2 separate regions of the Homo sapiens genome follow, and region 1 is linked to region 2. A link is an interaction called in ENCODE POLR2A ChIA-PET data of the cell type or tissue named here. Cell type or tissue: PC-9. All regions are shown on one strand. Links, peaks and the distances in the headings refer to the core of each region. The heading gives the core; the rest is flanking DNA.

Region 1 (15,478 bases), core at 2,826-10,825, 110 kb before region 2:
GGCCTTTACCAGATGCAGGCCCCTTGACCTTGGACTTCCTAGGCTCCAAACCTGTAAGTCTTTGTTCTTTATAAATTACCCAGTCTCAGGTATTCTATTATAGCAACACAAAATGGTCTAAGAAAAGGTGATAGTATCACCTCTCTTCAACAGCCACAACTTACTCCCCAGAGACATGGGTCATGGAGGTCCCTTACAGAACAGACTAGCTTCATCACCAAACTCTGGAGGGCCAGGAGGCAACACTGGTAGATGCAAGAAGCAACAGCACTATTGGACTGATTGGATCAGGGCTCTCTCCACTGAGTATAAGATTTGGGATAGGCTTTGGGATTGGAGAACCTAAAATGTCATATTTATTTCACTGTCTTTTTGACAACTCAGGAGAAGGAGGGCTGAACCCATGGAGGGAGATACTGGACTTACTGCTAAGATGACAGCCTTAAATAATTAACTAGAGATTTATTAAGATGAAACAAGAATTGTAACTCATGATTGTAGAGCAGGTCATATTGACCACTTTTTTTTTTTAAGTAAGCTGGCTAAGGATATTTTTGAAACATGATGAAATACACATTTAACAAAAGAAAATATTTGTCTTTTTGCATTTCCAGTGCAAACACTACAGTGCAATTATGTTGTTTGTACAGACCCATTAGTCATCCATAGCAAGGCTACTAAAAGACAATCTCACAGAATGCAGAGACATCTGTGCTGTTGCCCTGAGAGTGCCTTAGGGCCTTGGGGACCCCTCTCAAAGCAGAGATGAAAAGACCACTCACTCCCTGACTGCAGAGTCCTTAATGCCTGAGTAGCACTAACAACAAAGCCACCATTATACAAAGTATTATTATTATTTTAAGAATATTCCTTCCTCTAAGAATTGACCTGAGATGACTTATTTCTACACAGCTCATCAAAAGCTTACAAATTTAGGTTGCCAGTCAAAATTGTGTATTTTGCTAACTTGGAATGCAAGATATTGCATCCTATTGGCAAGTCCCTGGAGTCCACCAGTCCATTAAAATAATGAGGGTTGTAATGTTTCCCCAGCAATATTAAGAGCATCTTAATTACTTAATCTCCAGTGAGTGGCATACACATAATTTTTATGCATAATCTAATCAAAGAGCTACTGAACAGTGTTCTGTGTTTAAGTCAAAGAACATTTTCCTTCAAAAGTGAGATTTGGTTGGCCAATATCAGAACTACTAAAGAAAGTAAATACGGAGTATCAGGTCTGCCTGGATGCTGGAAAGGTTGCTCTGCCTGTGTTTTTGTAAATTGATTTACAATTCTATGGAGGAAAAAGATTTTTTCAAATAACATTCTTGGGAATTGCTATAAAAAATAACCACATACAGAAATGTTTTTTACTTATTTTGTAAAATTGTTACGACAATGTTTTACTTGACAAATATCAACAGAATAATGGTGGTTAATTTTTCCTGAAAATCAACTTTCATTCCCACTTGGGGGAAAAAAATCTGTTCCTTCCTTAAACATCCTCATTTCAGTCAATAGCATGACCCAGTTGTTTGAACCATAAAGCTAAGAGTCCTGAATTGTTCTCTTTTCCCCAAACCATTTATCTACAGTAGCCACAAATAGCTATAAAATATAAGTTTAAAAAAACCCTAACACTCACCAATACCTCTAATTCATCAGTAAATCTCATTGATTATGCCTCAAAATATATTCCAAACCTATTCATTTCTCTCTAAGCCTGCATGCCACTTTACACCAAGCCACTATTTTTTTCCCACACATGTATTTTTTTAAATTATACGAGTGACATGTGCTCATTGTAAAAAAAAAAAAAAAATCCAAACATTACAGAAATACCTCTCTTCCCATGGCCAACCCTGATCATACTTCTCAGAGATAATTCTTCTTGTTTCTTGTCTTGAACATCATAACAACCTCCTAGCTGCTTCCAGTGCTGTGTTGGCCTTCTGTATCCTTTTCTACACTGAGCACCAGAATGATGTCTTTAAAATATAAACCAGGTTATGCCACTTCCATTTTAGAATCCTAAATCCTGTCACTGATGTATTTTTCTTCTTCTTTCTTCTTTCTTCCTTCTTTCTTCTTCTTTCCTTTTTTAATTATTTTTATTTTTATTTTGAGACAGGGTCTCACTCTGTCACCCAGGCTGGAATGCAGTGGTGTGATTGTGATCCTCCCACCTTAGACTCCTGGAGTAGTTAGAGCTACAGGCATGTGCCACCACACCCAGATAATTTTAAATTTTTTTTAGAGAGACGGGCTCTCATTATGTTGCCTAGGCTGGTCTTGAACTCCTGGGCTCAAGCAATCTTCCCGCTTCAACCTTCTGAAGTGCAGGGATTACAGGCATGAACCACTGCACCTGGCCTTCCATTTTCTTCTGTATGATTTATTGTCTGTTCCTTGCTACTAGAATAAAGTCTTCATGAAAAGAAAGACCTCTTCTTATTTTATGCTATGTCCCCAGCTCTTAGAACACATGGCAGGTGTACAATTATTTGTTGAAAGAATAAATGAATACATGAATGAGTTTTCCACCATGTGCTAGGCATTGTGCAAAGCACTTTACAAGCAATGTTGCTTTTGATCTCTAGCAACTTCATGAGACCAGGACCATTATAATCTCCATTGCACAGAGGAACATTGGGTTCATACACTAGTAAGTGGTAAGTACAACCACTCCACATGAGTCCAAGTGTGATGTTGGATTGGTCGTTTAATGTTTTAAAGTTTTAGTTTTCTCTCTCTAGTTATCACATACATGTCCTTCCCAATTTCTTATATAAATCAGAGAATCCTTGAAAATAAATCACAGAATCATCCAGCCACCAGTTACCTTAGCCCTTAAGTCTAGCTCCCAATTCCACTATATATGAATTATCCAACAAGGAAATATCCAACAATGCAAAAATGTATAAATATAAATAGGATTTCCAAGAAATATATAAATGGTTTAACATTACAAAATATACTAAAGCAATTCACCATACAAAAGAATTAAAGGGGAACAACTACATGCTCCTTCATTAAATACTCATTCGAAGTGACTACTCATTATCTTAGCCTAATAAAAGACATTTATCAAAAACTTACAGTAAACATCCCAGTTTAGAGTGACATGTTAAAATCAAGAACAGGAAAAGGATGCCCATTATCACTACTTCTACTCAACTAAAGGCAGGTAAGATAAAAGGAATTAAAGGTAGAAATAATGAAATTAAGAGGCAGTCAAAACCATAAATATTCAGACATTATGATTAGCTGCAAAGAAAACTCAAGAGCATCTATAGACATATAGATAGAATTCATAGAGATTTAGCAATTATGCTGGATAAGAACAACATTTAAAAAGCAATTTCAGGCTGGGCGTGGTGGCTCATGCCTGTAATCCCAGCACTTTGGGAGGCCAAGGTGGGTGGATCACCTGAGGTCAGGAGTTCCAGACCAGCCTGACCAACATGGAGAAACCCCGTCTTTATTAAAAGTACACAATTAGCTGGGCGTGGTGGTGGGTGCCTATAATCCCAGCTACTCGGGAGGCAGAGGCAGGAGAATCGCTTGAACCCAGGAGGCAGAGGTTGCAGTGAGCTGAGATCATGCCACTGCACTCCAGCCTGGGCAACAAGAGCGAAACTCTGTCTCAAAAAAAAAAAAGCAATTTCACTTCTGTATATCACTAACAAACTGTTATAAATGTAAACTAAAATAATACAACATACAAACTATCCAGGAATAAATATAATGAAAGATGCGCAAACCTATTGTGTAGAAAATTATAAACTTTTATTGAAGGGTTTTAGAGAGCTCTGCTCCTTGATAAGAATTGAAGCCTTATTATCATAAAGATATCAGTTATCTCCAAATTAATCTATAAATTCATTCAATTCCAAAGTCCCATGTAATTTTTCCATGAAATTGGATAAATTGATTCTAAAACACATATTAAAGAGCAAAGGGACCATGGATCTCTAAATGTGCAAATATGATGGAAAGATTAAGAAAAGGTCTGAAAGAACAGATGTGAAATTGAGAATACTTGTTATCCCTGGTGAGGAGCATAAGTTTAAAGAAGACGTGGGCAACAGAAGTGAAGAACTTTTATTTCTTGTCTATGTAATTATGAATTACATTTTTAAAATAATAATAACACATTTACAGATCACCTGAGTAATATACAAAGTACAAGGGGATGAAAGATGCTGTATGATTTATAAAGATATCAGCTAGAAGCCCAAGTACAAAGAGAAAAAATGATGTATACAATAGTACCCCCAGCTTATCCATGTCATCAACTATGGTCTGAAATTATTAAATGGAAAGTTCCAGAAATAATCCATAGGTTTTAAATGGCATGTCATTCTGAGCAACATGATGAAACTCTGTGCTGACCTGCACCATCTCACCTGGCAAATGAGTCTTCCCTTTGTCCACTGTACTGTGCTGTAGGCTCTACCACCATGTTAGTCATTTATATGATCTATTCTTGACATCCAACCATCATCATGACTCCATGATCCAAGATCAGTCAAAGCAGATGATCACCATTCTGAGGTATGGCCAAAAGGGCAATGATAATCTGTGGCTACATCACAATGCCTACGTTACTCACCTCGCTTCATCACATCACGTAGGTATTTTATCAACTCACATCATCACAAGAAGGGTGAATACAGTAATACAGTACAGTAAGATTTTTTTTTTTTTTTTGAGATGGAGTCTCGCTCTGTTGCCCAAGCTGGAGGATGGAGTGTAGTGGCACCATGTCGGCTCATTGCAACCTCTGCCTCCCAGGTTCAAGCGATTCTTCTGCCTCACCCTGCTGAGTAGCTGGGACTACAGGCATGTACCACCACATCTGGCTAATTTTTGTAGTTTTAGTAGAGACAGGGTTTCACCATAGTGGCCAGGCTGGTCTCGAACTCCTGACCTCGTGATCTGCCTGCCTTGGCCTCCCAAAGTGCTGGGATTACAGGCATAAGCCACTGTGCCCAGCCACAATAAGATATTTTAAGAGACAGAAAGACCACATTCACATAATTTTTATTACAGTATGCTGTTATAATTGTTCTATTATTATTAATCTTTTACTGTTCCTAATTTATAAATTAAATCTTACTATAGGTATTTATGAATAGGGTAAAACAGTGTATATAGGGTTCAGTACTATCTGCAGTTTCAGGCATCCACTAGAGGTCTTGGAATGTATTCCCCACAGAGAAGAGGGGGCTACTGTATACCTTTTTTACAAATGTCCCAACAGCAGGATGTTCATGGCTGTGGCCTAACCTAAAAATCTGTTTAACGAGGAGCTATAAAAAAATTGTTCTTTTTTTGAGAGAGAGAAAAAGACTGTTTTTTAAGAAAATAATTATTACAGCCTGCCGAAATACAGCTATGTAGACCAAAGAGGAGCCAGGTGGCTTGACTTATATTAGTTTATAAAAAGCATACACAATGAATTAGAACTCCATAGAGGTTGACGGTACCCAAGTCAGAAGACAATTTTAGCACAGCCTGGAGCTCCTACAGAGCCCTCTGCTATAATGAAGGCATCATTATTTTGTGTTACCCCCAAAATTCATATGTTGAAATCCCAACCCTTAACGTGATGGTTGAGGTGGGCCCAAAGAGATGGGCCCTTTGGGAAGTATTTAGGTCATGAGAGTGGAGCCTTCATGATGGAATTAGTGCCTTCGTAAGAAAAGACAATGGACCACACTTCTTTTCTCTGTATTCTCTGCCATGCAAGGATACAACTAGAAGACCGCTATCTGCAAACCAGGAAGGGGACCCTCACCAGACACAGAATCTGACAGCACCCAGATCTTGGACTTCCCAGCCTTCCAGTCTATGATATTCTATTATAGTAGCCTGAACTAAGACATGATGCAGGAAAAGAAGAGGGCAAAAGTCTCCATTGGGAGCTTTACTTTGCAAACAACATTGTAAGCATAAAGTATGTACTTCATGGGCTTTGGTTTTATTGTCTTTTTTTTAAAGTTCTGTTCAGATTTTCATTATCCCTAAATCATTTCACAACATGAGAGGATTAAAAAGTACTCTTTTGTTAGGTGGGGCCAACTTTTTTTTTTTTTTTTGAGACAAAGTCTCGCTCTTGTCCCCCAGGCTGGGGTGCAATGGCACGATCTCATCTCACTGGAACCTCCACCTCCCGGGTTCAAGCAATTCTGCTTCAGCTTCCCGAGTAGCTGGGATTACAGGTGCCTGCCACCACGACTGGCTCATTTTTGTATTTTTAGTAGAGACAAGGTTTCACCACACTGGCCAGGCTGGTCTTGAACTCCTAACCTCAGGTGATCCACCCACCTCAGCCTCCCAAAATGCTGGGATTACAGGTGTGAGCCACCGGGCCCGGCCAAGTGGGGCCAACATTTTAATGAATGTAAACTCTTCTATCTTTTTGCTGGTCTTAGAGATTCTATTTATATTAGACATGTCATGGGGATGCAGAGTGGAAAGGCTCATTGTTTTCTCTCTCCTATCTTCAGTAAATGCACCTCCATTGGTGATTAAATTAGGCTTAAGTATTTCTAACAAAAACAGTTTCTCTAGTTGGGTTTTCCCCTCCATCTGCTAAGGTGGTCTATTTGGAGAGGGAAAGAATAAAGCTAAAAACATTACTCCTTTGGCCATCAAGGCCTCCCGCTTCACCTTAAATAGACTACATATGGTAGGGAGGGTGGGGAAGCCCTTTCATCCCTACGGATTGGCTTGTCCTGACAATGTGTAAAATCTCAGGGAAGAATCTTGTGATTGAAATCTTCATAAGCCAAAGCTAAAAACCACAAATGTTCCCTTTCCCCTCAAATGGTCTTTAGCTACACTTGCTTTTTAAGGGCTTAAAGCTTCTTGCTGGCTAGCTGGCGGCTCACACCTGTATTTCCAGTACTGTGAGAGGCCAAGGCAGGAGGATCACTCGAGCCCAGGAGTTCAAGAGCAGCCTGGGCAACATGGTGAAACCCCCTCTCTACAAAAAAAAAAAAAAAAAAGGCCTGACAGTGCATGCCTGTAGTCCCAGCTACTCGGGAGGCTAAGGTGGGAGGATTGCTTGAGCCAGGGAGGTCGAGGCTGCAGTGAGCCGTGGTTATACCACTGCACTCTAGCCTGGGTGGCAGAGCAAGACCTTGTCTCAAAACAAAAACCAAAAAACCCCCAAAACTTCCTGCCACTGTCCCAGTATTCCTACGTATTTTTTTTTTTCTTTTTAAAGAGAGGTAGGGAGATGTTGGTGATAGGTTGGTAGGTTTCATACAGAAGCTTCGCCAATGTCAGGTGATGTCTAATGCATTCACACACAGATTCCCATGACTGGTAATGCACAGAGCTCCTCCTGAAAGCTTGCATCTCTGAAGCCTGAGCCAGGCTTTCAAGTACAATAACTGCATAACTGCTGGCGCTCTGCTGCTTCAGCCCCAGCGTATGCCCTGAACACTGTAAGTCACTCCCTCCTGTCAAGGGGAGTTTGTTTACCCTATTAGCAAAACGAACTGAGTACTGCCTCTGGGTATGTGAATGCGGCAGATGTCTGGTCAGGAATTCTGCCTGAGGCCAAAGTCTAAAGGCACTGCCAGATGAGGACATCACAAAACTCCCAGCAGTTAAAGGGCTGTAGCAGGGGAAATGACTTAACAGATTGCATGAAATTGTTTAAGAATCATTCTAGGGGTTGTCATGCTTTTCAGATTTGCATAGATATGTCTATAAGCTCAGGACCTGGCTGACAACCACCAGAGTTATACTCACCTCCTACCATATTTTGTCTAGTTCATTACACCTTTTATCCTAGCCTTACAAGTAGGATGTAGGCTATTTTAGAGTTTTTGAAATGGCTTTCTTTTACCAATATTCCCTCCCCATTGCCCCACACCTTCCAATCCATCAATCTATTCATCCATTCATCCATCCATCCATTTAATCAATGCTTATCTAGGTCCTATGGGAGACAGAAATGAAGCAGATGTAAGTCTTGCCTTTAATGTAACCGAAGTGGGAATCAGATGTTCATAAACAGTGCTTGGCACATTGTGAGCACTATAAACATAGCAACATAGATAATTACAATAAAACTAGGAGAAAGTCAAGAGTCCCATAAAAGAAACACAAAAGCTACCAGGACAGGTGTTTGAGAGAAGGAGGGTGACCTCTGATATGATACTTGAAGGAAGATCATTTTGACACTTGGTGATTGGCAATGGGAGATGGGAAGACATTCCTAACTAAAGAAAAGTGAAAGAAAACACAGAAGTGGAAAAATATGGAACACGTGTGAGAAAGAAAATCTCATTTTTCTGGAACACAGGGCATAGAAGCGAAATAACAAGAGAAACTTGGAAAGGTATCTAGGTCTCAGATTTTCAAAGACCCCTGAATGAACAAGTTAGGGAATTTGAGCTGAAGGCAATGGTTAGCAACCAAAATTTTTTTATTTTCGACCTAAAAAAAATGGAGGTATAATTCCAAACAGAAAAATGTACAGATCTTCAGTGTCCAGTTTGATGAGCTGTGACAAATGTCTGTTACCATGTAGCTCCAATCAAGATATAGAACATTTCTATCACTCTAGAAAATTCCTTCTTGCCTCATTCAAATCTGCTCCCCTCCCATTCTCCAGTGGCAACCGAGGTTCTGAATTTCATTCCTATAGATGAGTTTTGTCTGTTCTTGAACTTCATAACAATGCTATCATATAACATGTGCTCTTGTTTCTAGCTGCTTTCGCTCAACATGGTTTTTAGATTCATCCATGTTCCAGATGTTTTAAGCAGGAAAAATAATATGATTATAACTGTACTTTGGATGATTAATCTGCTCTATTGTATGGAGGCCTTTGAAAATGTAAATGTAATTTCAGCAGCATATTTCAGGGAAGTGGTTATCTGTAGAAATGTACAAAGAGATTGGATTCAGACAATAGTGGAGTAGGTAGAAGGCTACAAATCTAGTCAATTAAACAGAGAAGGAGAAGTGAGAAGGGAAAAAAAAGATCACTATAAACTTACCCTCCCCAGTTAAAATCTCTGCAAGGCCTAGGCTTAATCAGCTGATACTTTCAGCAAGATTAATTAACTGCTGAAAATTAACAGCCCTGAAAAAGAGGCACAGGTACATTCAAATGAAGGAGCAGGAATAAATACAAATGAACATGACCCGGGGTTGCAGGGTGGGGGATATAAGAGAAAAACAGAAATAGCAGACAGATTTCAAAGATTAAAATATTTCTAAGGCTAAAATTCACGTGAAACAAAAGAGACCCAGAATAGCCAAAACAAGTTTGAAAAAGCAGAACAAAGTTGAAGAATTCATACTTCCTAATTTTGAAACTTACTTCAAAGCTGCAGCAGTCAGGACAGTGGACACTGCTGTGAGTAGACATATAAATCCATGAAACAAAATTGAGAGTCTCTAAACAAACCCTTACATTTATGGTCAACTGATTGTTGATAAGGGTGTCAGGACAATTCAATGAAGAAAGAATAGTTTTTTCAACAAATGGTGTTGGGATAAGTGGAAACCTGCATTGCAAAAGAATGAAGTTAGAACCCTACCTCAAGCCACATACAAAAACTAACTCAAACCAGATCACAGACCTAAATATAAAAGCTAAAACCATAAAACTATTAGAAGAAAATATGGATTAGAAAACCATTTTTTATATATGACATCAAAAGTACAAGTGACAAAAGAAAATAACACTCATATTGGGCTTCCTGAAAAGTAAAACCTTTGGCACTTCAAAGGACATCATCATGAAAGTGAAAAGACAGTGCACAGAAAGAGAGAAAATATTTGTATATGGGGCAAAATATATGACTAGAGACCTCACAAAATAATATACACATATGGAAAATAAGCATATGAAAAGGTGCTCAATATCATTTGTTTTTAAGCCATTGAAAATTAAAATAGTAAAATGCAATATACATCTATTAGAATGGCTAAAATTCAAAACATTGACAATTTCAAATGCTGGTGAAGATGACACAGTTTGGCAGTTCCTTACAAAGTTAAACATAGTCTTACCATATATGATGGTTAATTTTATATGTCAGCTTGATTGGGCCATGGAGTGCCCAGATATTTTGCCAAACATTTTTCTGGATATTTTGGGATTAAATTAACATTTAAATCAGTAGTCTGAGTAAAGCCGATCGCCCTCCCTAATGTGGCAGGCTTCATCAATCAACTGAAGGCCTGAATTGAACAAAGAGGCTGACCCTCCCCCAAGTTAGAATTCTTCCTGTCTGACAGTTTTTGAATTGGGACATTGACTTTTTCTGCCTTTGGACTTGAACTGAAACATTGGCTCTTCCTGGGTCTCTAGTTTGCCAGCCTTCAGACCAAAATTACACCATCAGCTCTCCTGGTTCCCACCCTTTAGACTCAGACTAGAACTAAATCATTAGCTCTCCTGGGTCTCCAGCTTTCCAATTCATCCTGCAGATCCTGGGAGCCAGTCTCCACAATTGAGTGAGCCAGCCAAATCTCTTTATTATATATGTAAATGTACGTATATATGTATATGTGGAAATGTATAAGTATTTGCATTATATATGTATATGTATTACATATGTGTATATACGTATATGTATTATATACGTATATATTTATACCTCCTATTGGCCTTACTTCTCTGTAGAGTCCTGACAAACAGAATCATGTAATTCGGCAGTTTTTCTCCCAGGTATTTATTCAATTGAGTTGAAAACGTATGTCAACATAAAAACCTGCATACAAATGTTTATAGCAGCTTTACTCATAATGCCCCAAACTGGAAGCAACCCAGATGTCTTTTAATAGATGTCTTAGTCCGTCCAATCTGCTATAGCAAAATACCACAAGCTGGGTGGCTGATAAACAACAGAAATATATTTCTCACAGTTCTGTAGACTGGAAAGTCCCAGATCAAAGCCTGGCAGATCTGGTGTCTGATGAGGGCTGTCCTTTCACTGTAATCCCAAGTGGAGAAAGGAGTGAGGGATCTTTCTGGGGTCTCTTTTATAAGAGCACTAATCCCATCGTGAGGGCCCTGTGTCATGACCTAATCAGCTCCCAAAGGCCCCACTTCCTAATATCATCACCCTGAGGGTTCAGATTTCAACATATGAATTTTGAGGAACATAAACATTCAGACCATAACAATGGGTGAATGGGTAACCAAATTGCTGTATATCCATAATAGGATATTATTCAGAGATAAAAATGAATGAGCTATCAAGCCTTCAAAAGACAAGGATGAATCTTAACATACAGTTTGTTGGCAAAGCTGTATCCTATTTAGAAATATGGACTAACAATTCAGAAACTCCTATACATATATACTGAAATTGGACAGTTAAGTACATGGTTGGTGGATGGTAGGAGCCAAATTTCTCACTGCTGGAATGGGAGTTTACAGACAAGAAAGGGGAAGAGGCTAGAAAAATCCTTGTGGTAATAGATTTAAGTTGGAGACTTTGATACAAACTCATCCTTAGCCAAATATACAGATGGTTACATATAGGAATATTTATAGATATGTGTATCTACACAGGTTATCATGCATTTCCGTATTTCCTACTTCTGTTTGCTGAAAAAAAACTAGTAGCAGTGAGCACACCTAGTGACCAAATCTTGGTTTCTAACACCATTTACCAATAAAATAAACCAGGGTTCCTTGGAAAAATGACTCATTCTAGAATTGGGGCAGGAAATGTGCAAGATGAGCCTGGAGCATCTTAAGAACTTGCTAAACAAACAAACAAAACTCTAAAACATCAGGATGAGAGAATGCCACAGAGACATGGGAGCCAATTGAAAGAGCTCCCAATGGCCTAACTAGAATAATTTAAGAAATAAGAAAAAGTCAAATTGGATTATAATCCCAAGTATAAAATAAATATCCATGAGTACAAACTGATATAAACAAATGATTAAATAATGAAGAGAGACATATGTTCTGTGAAAAAGAATTTCAAATAATTTATGCAGATACTCCACCCTCAAGGAGGTAGAGTATAACCCACTATTTCCTTTTTTTTTGAGACAGGTTCTCACTCTGTTGCTCAGGCTGGAGTGCAGTGGTGCGCTCATAGTACGACGTTGGCTTCCTGCAACCTCCACCTCCCAGGTTCAACGGATCCTCCCACCTCAGCCTCCCAAGTAGCTGGGACGACAGGCGTGTGCCACCATGCCCAGCCAAATTTTTCGCCATGTTGCCCAGGCTGGTCTCAAACCATGTGCCTGCCTTGGCCTCTCAAAGTTATGGGATTATAGGTGTGAGCCACTGCATCCAGCCCAACCCTCTACTTCTTAAGTGTGAACTGCTCATAGTGACTTCCTTCCAAAGAGTACAGTATGGAAGGATTGGGTAGTCTCTTTACAGTGCAGAAACCTGATAAATACTACCTCAGCCAGGTGATCAAGGCCAACATCAACAGTGATGTCATGTTGATAGTATATATTTTTGATATGATATGATGTGATGAAAATAGCACTCTACCTCTGTGGCCTTAGCCCTAGTCTTATCATGAGAAAGACCTCTGGCAAATCACAATAGAGGGATATCTTACAAAAAATATCTGATCAATTCACCTCAAAACTGTCAAGGTCATCAAAAACAAGGAAAGTCTGAGAAACTGTCACAGCCAAGAGGATCCTAGGGAGACATAACAAATAAAATGTAATATGGTATCCTAGATAGGATCCTGGGACAGAAGAAAAAAACAAGATTAGTAAAAATCTAAGGAAATATGAATAAGTATACAGTTAATAATAATGTATTCATATTGATTCATTAATTATAACAAATATACCAGCCAAATGCAAGACGTTAATAATAGGGGAAACTGGGTGTGGTATTTACGGGAAGTCTCTGTACTATCTTTGTAATTTTTCTATAAATCTATAAATGTTCTAAGAAATAAAATTTAAAAGATGGGCAAAGGATTTGAACAGACGTTTCTTCAAAGAAGATACACAAACGGAAACAAGAACATGAAGACATGCTCAACATCATTAGTCATTAAGAAAATGCAAATGAAAATCACAGTGAGATATCACTTCACATCCATTAAGATAGCTATAATAGAAAAGCTGACAATAGCAAGTGTTGGTGAGAATGTGGAGAAAATGAAACCCTCATACATTGCTAATGGGACTGTAAAATGGTATAGGCACTTTGAAAAACAGTTTGGCAGCTCCTCAAAATATTAAATATAGAGTTACTATATGACCCAGAGATTCCACTCCTATGTATAGACCCGGGAGAACTGAAAGCATATATCCACACAAAAACCTGTCCATTCATGTTCATAGTAGTATTATTTATCATAGACAAAATGTGAAATCAACTCAAATATCCATCTACTGATTAATGAATAAACAAAATGTGGCATATATCCATACAATGACATGTTATCTGGCCATATGGCTGCCACTTTACAACATGGATGAACCTTAAAAACATTACGCTAAGTCAAAAAAAAAAAAGACAGTTAAAAAAGCCATTCCACTCATATGAAATGTCCAAACTAGGCAAATCCACAGAAACATAAGGTAGCTTAGTGGTTGCAGAGGGGTGGGGAAGGGGAGAATGGGGAGTGACTGTGTATGGGAACATAGCTTCTTTTGGAGATGACGAAAGAGTTTTGAAGTCAGATAATGATGATGGTTGCACAACTCAATTGTGCACTTTCAAAGGTGAAATGTATCATATGTGAAATATATCTCAATATAGCTGTTATTAAAAAATAATATAGTGCCAAAGACAGCCAGCCCCTACATTACCCTGAGCTAAAAGCAGTAATTACATACCTACAAGCTCATGGTGCTGGGGAGTATAATCTTTGAAGAGACTTACATACACTGACCTGATAATTTAGCATTTAACATATATATATTTTTAGCATTTAATATACATTATTTTATTTAATCCTTATAGTCGTGCCAAGAGGTAGGTGTTATTACCTACAGTTTAAAGACTAGGAAAGTGAAACAGGCTTAAACCCAAGCTGACTTATTCCAAAGCTAGCTCTAAACCATTACATTTTAATGTATTATAATGATTATATCTCAACCTCTCAAATCTTGTATTTCTCATCAAAGTGTCCTATTTACTCCATAAAATTATCTTCAAAAGTTTTATTTTATTTTTCATTGACAAGTAATAGTTGTATATTTTCATTAAAATGTGATGTTTCAATACATGTATATATTGTAGAATGATAAAATTGGGCTAATCAACATATCCAGCACCTCACATACTTATAATTTCTTTATAGTGAGAACATTTAAAATCTAAGATAATATGAAAAAGGCTTGTAACATATTAATTATTAATTTATTCTTCCTTCTCGTATTCAGACAGATACATATTCAGGATGAAAACCACACAGCTAAAACATACAAACAGCATGCCCTTCTTGGTTCCACATAAGAAAACCTGAATACAGAGGCTGTGAACAAAAGGATGCTAAAAAAGATTTACAATTGCTTCAAATTTAAATACTTTTCCAATTCAGAGGTGACTTAATTTTATTTTGTAAAAATATGCCTTTTTGGTTATTTGTGGGATTTTTTTGGGGCCCCAAATTGTGCTTTTTATTATTGGATATTTAAGTAACATGTAAAGGCTTTAGGTATTGCTGTGGTCTGAATGCATCTCTCAAAATTCATATGTTAAAACTTTATCACCAATATGATAGCGTTATGAGCGGAGGCCTTTAAGAGTAATTTAATCATCAGGGCAGAGCTCTCATGGAGGAGACTGGGGCCCTCATAGAAGGGCTTGAAGGAGTGGGCTTGTTCCTTTCCATCTCTTCTGCCATGTGAGGACACAGGGTTCAAGGTGCCATCTTGGAAGCAGAAAGTAACCCTCACCAGTCACTGACTCTGTCCGTGCCTTTCTCGGACTTCCCAGCCCCCGGAACTATGAGAAATAAATTTCTGTTCTTTATAAATTACCAGTCTCAGGTTTTTTGTTACAGCAGCACAAAAAGACCAATATAGGCATAATACATATCAGATTCATGATTCTGTCCCATGCTCTGGTTAATAAAGTGATAGGTGGAGATATATTTAAAGACATTTACACAGAAATTTTATAAGACTGCAATTGAACCACTAATGTAAAAGTCTTATGAAATGATATATTCTGAATGTCTGCTTATTTTAAAAAGGTTAGATATGAAGATATGTGTTTCATAAACAGAGGTCTGCCAGTGTAAGGTAGAGATGAAAGACTAGCTCCACATCAGATAACTTGAATTTAAATGTTAGTTCTGCCTCATTGGACGAATTGCTTAATTCTCCAAGTTTTGCTTTCCCCACCTGTAAAATGAATATTACAACTTTTACGACAAAGAGTTGTTACTGAGAATTAAAAAGAAAAGCATGCAAAGACTTAACAGGGTGCCTGGCAGGCAGTGAGTGTCCCACAAAAAGTCAACCAAAAGAAAATTCACCACAATCT
Region 2 (14,260 bases), core at 6,261-14,260:
ACCAGTCATTGTGCCATGCTGTCTATCAATGACAACACACCAAAAGTTTCATTGTTTTCATAGACACATCAGAATGTCACTGTGTTAAAACAGCTACATCAGAAAGTCATGGAGCCCCCCAGTGGTACCTGCAGTGAATATGTTTTAGCCTTTCTCTTTTCCTCTACTTCTGCAGTCCTGTCTCTTTTTCTCAGAGTTCTCCCTCCCCTCTTTTCCTCTTCCACTTTTTTTTTTTTTAACGCCTTGCCTTATTTTCCATCTCAATTTTCTTAATCCACATCCATGCTGCAGGCCTCCCAGGGGAGGCAGTACCATTGGTCCTGTCCTCAAATCTAATGTTAAATTCAGCAAAACCTAACATGGACCCAGCAATGCTAGTAATGAGCCTGTTGCCTTGCTATAAAATGAAAGAATTGGACTAAGTGAGCACAGAAATTCTTTTTCAGCTGTGTCATTTTTTTTGATTCTGGTGGTAACCAAGAGCATTTTTTTCGGCTCCTCTAGTAAAACACAGATAAAACCTGGCTGAATTCTGGTAAGAATGACTGAAGCACTAAAAAAAAAAAAAAAGAAAGAAAAGAAAAAAAAAGTTCCTGTCATAATATAACAGGTTTTTTGCTAGAAGAATGGCTTATACCAGTGTCATCATTATCTTAATATAATAGGTTAGGCTGGGCAACGTGCATTAGATTTCTGACAGGCATGTGAGAAATGTAGGTATTTTTGTTTGTTTGTTTTTTGAGACAGCGTCCCACTCTGTCCCCCAGGCTTAAGTGCAGTGGCGTGATCTCGGCTCACTGCAACCTCCGCCTTCTGGGTTTAAGTGATCCTCCTGTCTCAGCTTCCCGAGTAGCTGCAAATGTAGTAATTTTTAAAGCCTTTCTGTTTGAAAGGGTATTATAACCCAATATTGTCCAAAAGCATAGTTGTTATAATGGGAGGCTTTCTAAACTGGTTCCCAGTGACATTCTCCTCCTGGTATTCTTCCTTATGTGAAATCTCCTCCCCTTGAGACCAGACCTACTGACTCCATTCTAACTATCAGAATATGGCAAATGTAGTGGGATGTCACTTCTTCTATTGGATTACAAATCACTCTGGTTTCTGTCTTGCTGTCTTGCTCTTTTGCTTGCTTGCCTGCTGCCCTGTTGTAAGCTGCCATATGGAGAGGAGAGGTTCTCATGACAAGGAACTGAGGAGATCCTGTGGCCAACAGCCTGTGAGGAACTGAGGTTCTCAGTCCATCAGCCCAAAAGCATCTGAATCTTGCCACAGCTATGTGAATGAACTCGAAAGCAGATATGGTGCTGGATAAAGTAGCAACTGTAGGACAGACGAGACATCGGTATGACTTGACCAAAGTTAACCTCAGCAGCTCTTAGCTCCATACCCCAGGGTCACACTGAGCTCCTAGAGCCAGGCCTGGGTTCACCCTTCACTGTACTCTACCAAGAGCTGGTCCTTTTTCCTCTTGGAAAAGTTCTCGCTGGCCCATACCTCTTGCAGACTCACAGTGGGTGATTTATTACTCACTATGGATTAGGATATGTGCCTATGTATTTGTAATATATAAATAATAGGATGTGCAGTTTCATATGTCACCTGATCAGTAAGCAATGGAAAGTTTCCACAGATGCAAAACACCAATTGCTCTCCCATGCTTCTCCTCACCATCTGCCACACCGCCACAGAATTCTATTTGCCACTCTGGTGCCATTTGGGCACGTGTCAGAACCCAGAAATTTGAAACCCATTCCTTGCCTGATGCTTAGCAACACAGCATCCCTACACCTATTGAAAATATGTAATGCTCAAGCAATTGGAGGAAAATGTGACCTTAGTGGCTGCTATATGTGGATTTCTCCTCCACTTATGAGTCACTAAGACCTTCTGCTTGGCTCAACCCACCCCCATGCTTGGGGAACCAAGTTGGAAAGAGGAGGAACATTTTCAGCGATAATAACCATGTTCCTGTAGCCAATTTCTCCATCTGTTCCTACAGTTTCTGTCTACAAGAATGTACAAAGGTTCTGCTGCATAGATTTAAGACTAGCCAAGGTCAGTGTGCAATCAGCCATTGCAGATGAGGTCATCAAGGACAGGGAATTGCAGCTCTGGAAAACAGATGCTGAGAAACACGCTGATATGTGCCCTTCATGTCTGGCTTAAGGGGGAAACAGACAACAGGTACAATGAAGACGAATTCACTGTGGAGGGAAGAAAGGAAGCGGCTTCAGAAATAATACTCGAGTATAAATGAATGATTTACTCAAAAGCTTTCTTATTTGGCTGTTTTGTTGCATTTTAAAACAGAAAAGCGATCTTAGATTAGTGCACACTGACATTCTACTGTTTATGTTTTAAGCATCAATTTAAATTTTACTTTAAGTTTTTCAATATATTTTTGAAATTGTGGTAAAATACACATAACAAAAAATCTTCCATCTTGGCCGGGCCTGGTGGCTCACGCCTGTAATACCAGCACTTTGGGAGGCTGAGGCGGGTGGATCACGAAGTCAGGTGTTTGAGACCAGCCTGACCAACATGGTGAAACCCCATCTCTACTAAAAATACAAAAATTAGCCAGGTGTGGTGGTGTGTGCCTGTAATCCCAGCTACTCAGGAGGCTGAGGCAGGAGAATCGCTTGAACCCAGGAGGCAGAGGTTGCAGTGAGCCCAGCTCGCGCCACTGCACTCCAGCCCGGGCAATAGACTGAGACTCTGTCTCAAAAAAAAAAAAACAAAAAAAAAACTTCCATCTTAACCATTTGTAAGTGTACAGTTTAGTAGTGTTGAGTATATTCACATTGTTATGCAACCATCACTACCTTTTATCTCTAGGATTCTTTTTATCTTGTGAAATTGAAACTCTATACCCACTAAACAACAAACTCCACATTCCCCTTTTCCTTCAGGCTCTAGTAACTACCAATCTACTTTCTTTCTCCATGGATTTGACTACTCTAAGTCCCTCATATAAGTGGAATCATACTGTATTTGTCTTTTTGTGACTAGTTTATTTCGCTTAGCATGATGTCCTCAAGGTTCATCCATGTTGTTGCATGTGTCAGAATTTCCTTTCTATTTAATAATATACTATTGTACATATCTATCACACTTTGTTTATCCATTCATCTGTTGATGGACACTTAATTGCTTTCACCTTTTGGCTCTCATGAATAATGCTGCTATGAACATGGGGTTATGAATATCTTTCTGAGATCCTGCTTTCAATTTTTGGGGATATATATTCAAGGTGAGATTGCTAGATCATATGGTTATTCTCATTTTTTTAAGAAAACTATTGTTTTCCATAGTGGCTGCACCATTTTACATTGCACACCAACTCTGCACAAGGGTTCCAAATTCTCCACATCCTTGCCAACACTTAATATTTTGTTTTGTTTTTGGAGAGTAGCCATCCTAATAGATGCAAGGTATTAAAATATTTTTAAATGTCAAAAATTCACAAGATACAAGCAAATTCAGTATTTTAGAAAGTCCTGCTCTACCCTGGACCCTGTGCTTTAAGAAAGCCCTGTTCTGACTCTCCTAGAGGTTATGCTACCATCTCCTCCTTCTAGAACATATCTGGGTACCTAGGATCCAAGAATTCTGTTGGGACTTGCAAAAGCCCCTTCCCCACATAACAGACAGTGGGCTGCTCTGCTGGTATACACAACAGAAAGCCTCAGAGACAGCTGATGCAAAGGTGTGGGGGTGGTTTGCAGGATGTTGATATAACTTGCTTGTGGGTTGGAAAGTTCACCCAAGGTTACTTGAAGCCTTTGAAGGCTCAGGACTAAGTCGGGTGGGCCACGGGCTGGGTGTTTCCATGTCACCACATTCTACCACAGAATTCTAAAGAGTCTAAGAATTCTAAATTCAAACCTGGACTTCCAGGTCTTTAAGATTATATGTTTGTCAAGGTAAGACAGAAAATATACCTTTTAAATATTTAACTCAAAACTTGTTACCTCCCATGGGCTCTGATGAGGGACTTTAGAGAAACTAAATGCAAAACTGGACAACAATAAAACCCATTTTGTTCCATTTGTGTCATGGTTTGAATGGTCCCCCAAACTTCACGTATTAGAAATAATTCCCAATGCAATGGGAGAGGGGTGCTAATAAGGGGTATCTAGGTCATGAGGGCTCTGCCCTCATAAGTGAATGTAGTTATGGTGAGAGTAAGTTTGTTATAGCCCAATGAAAAGATTCCATCTGACAAAATGAAGATTCCAGATTAGAAGGAATCCTATGCAGCCATAAAAAAGAATGAGATCATGTCTTTTGCGGGAACGTGGATGGAGCTGGAGGCTATTATCCTTAGCAAACTAATGCAGGAACAGAAAACCAAATACCACATGTTATCACGTATAAGTGGGAGCTAAATGATGAGAACTTATGAACACAAAGACAGAAACAACAGACACTGGGGTCTACTTGATGGGGGAGGGTGGGAGGAGGGAGAGGAGCAGAAAAGATAGTTACTGGGTACTGGGCTTAATACCTGGGTGATGAAATAATCTGTACAACAAACCCATCTGCTATAGAATTAGCAGATATTGGTCAAAAAGATTTCTCAAAGCTCACTTTCGGACAAAAGAATCCTTTTATTCTGTGCCTGGAAGGCCCATACTGAGTCCCTGTCAAGATACAAGACATGCAAACGGTATGAACGAAGTTTACCTTAGCATTAGGTGAAAGGAAATGTGCAATTTCTATTGTTTAGAAAGTCTCCCAACTCACACTGAGGAGAATGGTCCCAGTTGTGATTCTACTTACCAGCACAAGGGAGAAGCCCCATTTGATATCTTAAAAAGAAATTCTTTCAAAAAGTACATTTTAAAGCATTTTCATTTCTCCCATCTCCCTATAATTGCGTAAGGCAGATGACTCAGTTAAGCCTAACTTAAGAAAAATATTAAGGACTTATAATGTATCTATAATAGCAGCACGCTACAAGCTGTGAGGTATTTCTAAGCAGCATATGGCAAGTTGAGTTGGGAATGCATAATATAATTAGATAAAAACAAAGAAAACTATGCAATTTCAATTATTTACTGCCCAATGAGGACTTTTCCTCCTTTTGCTCTCAAACTTCAGAAAAAAGCAAATACAATAGTTTCAGGTACATGTTTTAATATTGAAATTGTGACTTTTGCAGGTGTTTTCAAATGATTGCAAGGCTTAACATTCTGGTGCATACAAGATACTTTTTTTTTTTTAAGTAACTCTTTGGTTGTGAAAATTACTCAAAAGAGGGTTGGAGTTGAGCTCTTATTCTCACTTGAGCTTGATTATGCTTGTGATGAACCAACCAGATGTAGCAGTTCTTCCTGGACACTATTGCAGACACATACCAGATTAGGACACAGCTACTTTCCCATGCTCAAAAAATTAGAATGGTAAAAACCTATATTACAAAATTCTATACTATCTAAACTTCATCAAAACCTTTGAAGTATGTATATTCTTGTAATACTCCATATGCATATGAAAATCAGATATTTGCATTATATACTAACATAGTCTAAAGTTTCACCACTTCTACCATTTTTCAGTGTCAGCTTTGGGCATTTTTTTTTCACATAATTCAACACAGGAAATGGAAGTATAAGGGCATGTTTAGATGTGTATGGATTAATTGCCTCCTGATACCAAACATGTTCATTCAAAACTAGCAAAATAACAGCACCTGTGATTTATAAAACTGTGGTTTCAATGATTAAAAAATAGAAAAAAAATTGTAGTTTTAAATAACTCTTAATTCTACTGGCATTATTTTCAAAAATCTGTGTTCTTAAGACCAAATCTGAAAGACAGAGTGCGGTAGAAATTACACTGGCTTTGTTTACCTTTTTCAATTTGAAAAATTTTGATTAAGAATTCCCTAGAGTGTTCATATGTTACCGTAAATACAAAAGCACAATGACTGTTCTCCTAGTACACTTTCAAAAATGTGGTCCAAATGTACAAAACAGAATGAAAGACACTTGCTTTTTCAAGATTACTACAGGTGAATGTGTATTCATATAGATGACACATATCTTGCCACAAAACGTTTAGTGGCTTCTTTTTTTCCTTTTTAGCATTTTGTCGCTTGGCCAAGGTATGGGCTATTTTTAATTGCATTCACGTTCTTTTTAAAATTACTTTGATAGCCAATTTAATTAAAATACTACATTAAATACTTTTCTAGACCAAGGTATGTTGGGCATACTATGCACTATAAGATGATATAACCTTCTTTTCTTCTCAGATAATTGGACAGAATTTTGGATTGCTGTTAACCACTTTATCTTTTACAAACATAGTCAGTGGTAGTGTATGCCATAAGAAAGAGTGCTACCCTATTCACAGTAGCAAAGACACGGAATCAACTTAAATGCCTACCAATGACAGATTGGATAAAGAAAAATGTGGTACATATACACTATGGAATACTATGCAGCCTAAAAAAGAACGAGATCATGTCTTTTGAGGGAACATGGATGGAGCTGGAGGCTATTATCCTTACCAAACTAATGCAGGAACAGAAAACCAAATACCATGCTATCACTTATAAGTGGGAGCTAAATGATGAGAACTTATGAACACAAAGAAGGAAACAACAGACACTTAGAGTCTACCTGATGGGGAAGGGTGGGAGGAGGGAGAGGAAGAGAAAAGATAAATTATTGGGTACTGGCCTTAATACCTGGGTGATGAAATAATCTGTACAAGAAAACCATGTGACATGAGTTAGCTATGTAACAAAGCCTTCAAATGCACCCCCACACCTAAAAGTTACAAAAAAAGAGCACTACCAAGTAGCACTTGTTAACTATTTTATATTCTATTAGATGGGTACATTTATCTTGGTTTGATCTTTGAAAATTGCCTAAGTAGTACACATCAATTATTTAAATGTGATGTAGATTAGATGACAATATCTGAAAGGATATTAAAGTGTTTGTAATTCTAGATAATTTTGTAAAGATTGCTATATAGACATGTTAATGATGTGGTTTATAATTTCCCATTGATATTGAGAAAGCAGTCAAGAAATATGACTTTTCTCGCTATCATCTCAGTGTTACTATATAAAATAGGAATAATGATGATACCTGCCTTGTAAGGTTGTTGTGAAGATTAAATGGCAATAAATGTTAGCTACAGCTATTACTGGAACATTCAACCATTTTGGACCATATAACCTGTTCCTATTCAATCAGACTGAAGTCCTTAAAATACCATCTCAAAATTTATATTGTTCAGGGGCAAGGAATGAATCTATAAGAATGTTAAAGATTTTTATCACGAAGATAAGTCAACGTTACAGTCAATACTTTATTTTTATCAAAATAATTAATTATCCAAGCTAATAATGCATATCTGTGAAGTGTAATGAATTTCAATCCACTCGCATCAAGCTGAATAAAGGTTACAATAAACAAAGCAATCAGTGTGACTTCTGAGAGAGACATTTATCAAACCTTGGACCAACACAGCCAACGGTTTAGCCTAGGGACATCTGTACTCTATGAATCTTTTTTGGATGGTACATAGCTCCTGCCAGGAACAGAACAAACTGTTTTTTTAATGTGATCCCCTCCTTCCTATTTCCTAGTCATGGAAGAGTAATTGCCATAGATTTGCTCCAAAAAAGTGAGATTAAGTGAACAGTTTGATTGTATTTAAACTTGGCAAAAAAAAAAAAAAAAGGAGGAGGACCAATGAATGCAAAAATAATTCCAGTTGGGATTGAACTGGAATGGAATTTTACAAATGGTTTATGCACCCTGACTGGGCAAAGTATACCTTTAATTTGTTGTGGAAGAAATTCATTACTTGCATTTTGTGGATGAGTAGCTCAGAGTTTCTAAAAGGGAGAAATGTTGGTATTTTGGGTGGAAGAATTATTCATGAGGGGCTGTCCAATGCCCATTGCATCCCGTAACATTTATTATCTGTCTCCTGGAGTACTTAATGCTGGCGATTCCCCCAGACAATCTCGCTTCTCCCCACTCCCAGATTTGCAAACCTTCCAAGACCACTGTGTTAATAAATGAAGAGATAAAGAGAAGTATTCACATAATTTGATGTTGTAATAATTGTTTTTCCAAAAAAAAAAAAAAAAACCCTCTGAAGTTATGAAGACTGAGAGGACATTTACTGAGACAAGTACATTTCTCCACTGATTAAACCCCAGATTTCACAGATTCAGTTTAGTAAACTAGATTTGAAGTCACTTCACAACATTCCAGGAAAGACATTCCGGGAAAGAGAGACAGGAAGAGTTGTGGCTAAGACAATGGACTGGTCCTAGCTCTATCGCTCTCTAGCTGTAATTATCTTGGGCCACTTTTTCTAACAAAGGGATAATACTGCTATTCACCTTGTAGGCTTATTGTGACAATTTAACGTAACCTGCTGAGCTCAGTTCCTGGTACTCAGCAAGCACTCAAGTGTTAGCTATGTTCTAGTCACAATACTGGCACAGACACTTGTGAAATATTCAAAAGTGTGACTAGGACCATTTCTAGGGCATAGCGGGTTAGGTACAATTCTGAGCTTCAAACTTCAGAGGTCCTAGCTACCCCACTAATCAGCAGCTCAGCTGTTACTAGTTGCTGGGGGGAAAAAGCTCAGAGGGAGCCCCTCCCTCCTACCACCAAAACAAAGTTGTGAGATTCCCCTTTATGCCCTCAGACTGCATACTTTTGTGACTCCCTTTCCCCTCAAAAGATTCCTTTCAGGCCGGGCGCAGTGGCTCACGCCTGTAATCCCAGCACTTTGGGAGGCTGAGGCAGGCGGATCACCTGAGGTCGGGAGTTCGAGACCAGCCTGACCAACATGGAGAAACCCCGTTTCTATTAAAAATACAAAAAAATTAGCCGGGCATAGTGGTGCAAAGTACTCGGAATCCTAGCTACTTGGAAGGCTGAGGCAGGAGTATCGCTTGAATTCGGGAGGTGGAGGTTTCAGTGAGCCGAGATCGTGCCATTGCACTCCAGCCTGGGCGAGAAGAGCAAAACTCCTTCTCAAGAAAAAAAAAAATGTGGTTTAGGAAGAAGTAGTGCACAGTGTAGTTATAACCCAGGCTGGGCTCTCTCTACCCTCTAGGGGAAATCCCATCTAGCTCAAATGCCTCTAGGGACAACTCTATCTGAAGTACTTTTTTTTTTTTTTTTTTTTTTGAGACTATGTCCCACTCTGTCGCCCAGGCTGGAGTGCAGTGGTGCGTGGTGCTATTTTGGATCACTGCAACCTCCGCCTCTCCGGTTCAAGCAATTCTCCTGCCTCAGCTTCCCGAGTAGCTGGGATTACAGGAGCGTGCCCAACTAATTTTTTTTTTTTTTTTTTTTGAGACGGAGTTTTGCTCTTTTTGCCCAGGCTGCAGTGCAATAGCATGATCTCAGCTCACTGCAGTCTCTGCCTCCCAGGTTCCAAGCGATTCTCCTGCATCAGCATCCTGAGTAGCTGGGATTATAGGCACCCACCACCACACCTAGCTAATTTTTTTTGTATTTTTAGTAGAGATGGAGTTTCACCATGTTGGTCAGGCTGGTCTCAAACTCCTGATCTCAGGTGATCCACCCGCCTCGGTCTCCCAAGATGCTGGGATTACAGGCGTGAGCCACCGTGCCCGGCCTAATTTTTGTATTTTTAGTAGAGATGAGGTTTCACCATGTTGGTCAGGCTGGTCTTGAACTCCTGACCTCAAGTGATCCACCTGCCTGGGCCTCCAAAAGTGCTGGGATTACAGGTGTGAGCCACTGTCCCTGGCCATGAAGTACTATTTTAATAAAGAATAGTATCTGCAACAAGAATGGAACTGAAATATTACCAGTACACCATTTACTATTGAAATAAGACTTCTGAGACACTCAGGAAAACCTGAGCATTAAAACAATTTTTATTCTATATTTAAAAAATAAGAGTTGAGGAATTTATTACATTTATAAAATAGACCATTCCTCCTCTTTGCCTTTTTGAAAAGGGCAAATATTTTACCTGTATAAGACTGAAAATTCATTTTCACATCTGTTTCTATTGCCATCTTGTATTATTTGCAGAATTTACTTTTTGGGTTCCTTTGGATAAAGCAAGCACTGGCCTTGTTATAAAATGAGGGTTATCTCAGGTGAATTACAGTTCTTCAGATAACCAGTTTCAAGTACAAATGAGGACAAGAATGGCTGAAAACTGGTGCACCACACAACTGGGTTTGCCTTTTGTTTGAGAGTGAAAAGAGCTAAAGAAATAGGGATGGTAGGTGCCATGCTACGTGGTTTATATTAGGTGTCAGTAAAAAAAGAACTGAGTTGTATATATGGGAAACTTCAAAAAAAAAAAAAAAAAAAAAAGAAAGAAAGAAAGAAGCCATGGCCAGAGTTCACTTGTGTAATGTATTATTTAAGAAAGAAATAAGCCAAGCACAAATAAGGGACATACTTAACTTCAGCTGTAAAACAGATGAACTACATCAGTTTAGGACTAGAGTGACCTTATGATGAGGTGCAAATATGTAAATATGCATAAATATTACTTTATTGTGCTTGAAATTTGCTTTATTACGAAGAATTCCCAGAAATATTCTGATTTCCAATTATTTGTTTTTTTCTTGCATTTACAAGTTGTTCTTAGTTGCATGTTATTATGTATTATTTGTGGTCTGAAAGAACTATATTATCTTTAGAAATCATTGGTAGTTTCCTATTTTATACTATGTCTAAAGTTTATATAATTCGGATGTTAGAAAATTTTACAGCTACCTTTCCTCATTTTACAAATGAGATATGCAAAGCCTACAGACATTTGCCTTCCTCAAGGTAACAAACAGAAGGGTTCTTGCAGCAAAGGCAGGATTAGCATCCAGACTCTCGACTCCACTCTTTGAACCACATCTCACAGCCTCTGTGAATTGATATTGCAAAGAAGCAATATGACTATCTGGGCAACAGGGTCTAGCTTTAGTTTGTATGTCTAAAACAAGGGGCGCTAACCTTTGTTTCATTTTTCTTAAGAAATCAAAACATTCCATGTAAGGATTTATGTGACAAATAGATACAATAAAGATGAGTTTGTTTGGCATGAACAATGTTCCATGTAAGTGCATCTTACCAACTTCCATGAAATCCAGACAGTTCAAAGGAGTTAATAAGGTAAAACAAGCCTAACTTCTTCTTTTTTTTTTTTTTTTTTTTGAGATGGAGTCTCGCTGTGTCGCCTAGGCTGGAGTGCACTGGCGCTATTTGGCTCACTGCAACCTCCGTCTCTCAGGTTCAAGCCATTCTCCTGCCTTAGCCTCCCGAGTAGCTGGGACTATAGGTGTGCACCACCATGCCGGGCTAATGTTTGTATTTTTATTAGAGACGAGGTTTCACCGTGTTGGCCAGGCTGGTCTTGGACTCCTGACGTCAGGTGATCTGCCTGCCTCGGCCTCCCAAAGTGCTGGGATTACAGGTGTGAGCTACTGCGCCAGGCAACTAACTTCTTATTTTTAAGCATACTGCTGCCAGGTGTATTCAAAGGCTAAAGGGGAGCTACATTATGAACAAAAATTAATTTTAAAATGACATTAGCCTTTTAACAACAGATTATTTAAATAGTTTATTTTTGTTAATGATAGGAATATCTCCTCAGTAAGTTCAAACCATTTTATAACAGGGAAGAATAAGCTAGTGTTAGATCTGGAAAAGTTAATATAGCATTATCTTGAAATTTCAGGGGTAAAAAGTGGTTGACTGGAACTTCACCTTTTTTAACCAAACAATGTTAAAATAAACATATCTGAATAGAAAACTGTATCTGGTTCTTTTTTATGTCAAATGTAAAATACTTTAATAGAGAAAATTCCATTTTTCTGCATCTATTTAGATGATATTACAATAAAAGGCAGTGTGGATTGGAGAACATAGCTAGTGAGAATATTAGGTAATGTAAATTTAAGAAGAAATTAGCTTTTCCATATGAAATAAAATCAATGATCACATAAATTCAACATGATTATGAGGACTAAAGTAAAAATACACAGTACAATATAGCTTTCGGTTTCTTGTTCGGCACATATATTAATATATTTTCAAACATCAAACAATATAACACCAATATCTACTAAAATCTACTAGCACAGTAAGGGTTACTAAAGCTTAGCTAATTATTAACATCTTAAAAGCCTAGTTCCCATATGAATTCTGTAACCAAGAATATTCTCTGTGCTATGCAAGCTGGTTGAAGCACCGTCTTTTTCAGGATTCTCCAGAATTCATACGTATTTCAAAGTTAACTCATGTCGAACCCCACAATTCCTTATTGAATGTGGTTGATCTTCTAAACAGACCTTCATTTATGAGAACATAAGCATATACTCATCACAATTTTGAAAAGAATGGAAGTCCTTCATACATATCAGTTTTTAATTTTATCCAATCATTAATTTTCTGCAGAGTTGTTTTTTCTTGACTTAATATTTTTGCAACTTTTTTCATTTTTTGTTCATTTCTTTCTATGTATTTCAACCCTTCCAACTGCAGCTGATCCAGCTTTTCATTTCGACTTTCATCTAGAGGTATGTTTTCACACATTACAGGATTGAATCTAAAATAGGTGTCAGGAGGTAACAGGCCATCAAGCATTATATGGACTTCTGTTAAAGCAAAAAAGAAAAGGATAAGGGGATAAGAAAAGAGGGGATAAAGTGAGCAATGAACTGTTAATTTGTCTTTATTTAAAATTAACTTCTTTTTAGGCACATTACAAAGATTCACTAATTTCATTATTCAAACTGACAGTAGAAGTAATCCATAATAATGGGTAAAACTATAAGATAAAATTCATCTTCCAAAATACATTATTCTGTGAAATTAGTATACTTCTTCTATTCTCTCTGTGCTTTTGGTCATACTGTTCACCACTGCTGAAATGCCCTTTCCAACTTTCCTTTTTTTTGGGATCAACTTCATTGACATATCATTTACATCCAGTGCAACTCACCAATTTTAACTGTATAGTTTGACAAGTTTTGACAAATGTATACACTTGTGTAAGCACAACAATAATCATGACATAGCCATTTCCATCACTGTAAAAAGTTCCTTTAAGCCTCTTTATAGTTGGTGCCCACTTTCCCTTTCCTAGAATTTCATACAAACAGAATCAAAAGTATCTACCTTCTTTTATGGACAAAATACTTTTGAGATTCATCCATGTTGTAGCATATATCAATAGTTCCTTTCTTTTCATTGCTAAATGGTGTTCCATTGTATAGATACAACACAATTTGTTCTCTGCAGTTCTGGTCTGGCTCTCTTCAGTTTTTAGCTACTAGAAATAACCCGATTATAAACATTTACACATAAGTCTTCATGTGCATATGATTGCATTTCCCTTGGGCAAAAACCTAGGAATAAAATTGCTGGTTCATATGGTAAAGGGTATGCTTATTTTAAAAAAAACCTGCCACACTGTCTTCCATTTTTGTATTCCAACCACTAATATATTAGAGTTCTCACTGCTCTACATCTTTGCCCAAAGTTAGTATGTCAAGTCTTAAGTTTTGCATTATAGAGGTAGTGGTATCTTGTGGTTTAATTTTTATTTCCCTAATGACTAATTATGTTGAGAAGGTTTTCATGTACTTATTAGTCATTTGTATATCTTCTTTAATGAAGTGTCTGTTTAAATCTTTTGCCCAGTTTTTTCACTGAATTGCTGTGTCCTATATATATGACAGTGGTGCAATCATGGCTCACCGCAACCTCGAACTCCTGGGCTCAAGTGATCCTCCTGCCTCAGCCTCCCAAGTAGCTGGGACTACAGGTGTGTGCCACCATGCCCAGATAGTTTTTTATTTTTCTGTAGAGATGGGATCTCACTATATTGACCAGGCTGGTCTCAAACTTCTGGGCTCAACCGATCCACCCAAAGTGCTGGGATTACAGGTGTGAACCACCATACCCAGCCTATTATTTTATATATATATACATACATATGTTATATGAGAATTCTCTATATATTTTGAACTTGATTATATATTATACCTCATGATGGGTCAGATGCATGTTTTATCAATATTTTAGTGTATGACTTGCCTTTTCATTTTATAAAAAGTACCTTTTAAAGAGCAGAATTTGTAATTTGAAGTCTAATTTATCTCTTTCTTTCCTTTCTGATTCATATTTTCTATGTCCTATCTAAAAAAATCTTTACCCAAGGTCATTAAGATTTTCTCCAGCATATTCTTCTATATGTTTTATAGTTTCAGCTCTTA

What was found. ChIA-PET counts read pairs that join two places held together with the same protein. Peaks named below come from ENCODE experiments on the same cell type or tissue, not always from the same donor. Only the 100,000 strongest peaks of a DNase experiment are listed, where the experiment ranks them.
Region 1: POLR2A ChIA-PET joins it to region 2 with 18 read pairs; 3 of 35 experiments call an interaction of 5 or more read pairs at or near these places.

Annotation. Positions count from the first base shown.
Region 1 is chr7:108,351,244-108,366,721 of GRCh38, forward strand. All of the region lies in intron 2 of NRCAM (neuronal cell adhesion molecule), which reads right to left. Among named protein-coding and RNA genes, the nearest start is that of NRCAM, 97 kb to the right of the region's middle. In PC-9, for the core only: no CTCF peak of the experiment used is centred there; a DNase peak (open chromatin) is centred at 7,528; H3K27ac peaks cover 545 bases.
Region 2 is chr7:108,460,039-108,474,298 of GRCh38, forward strand. PNPLA8 (patatin like domain 8, phospholipase A2) reads right to left here. Exons shown (of 11, transcript NM_001256007.3): 11 at 10,379-12,637. The coding sequence ends at 12,363. Among named protein-coding and RNA genes, the nearest start is that of NRCAM, 11 kb to the left of the region's middle. In PC-9, for the core only: no CTCF peak of the experiment used is centred there; no DNase peak of the experiment used is centred there.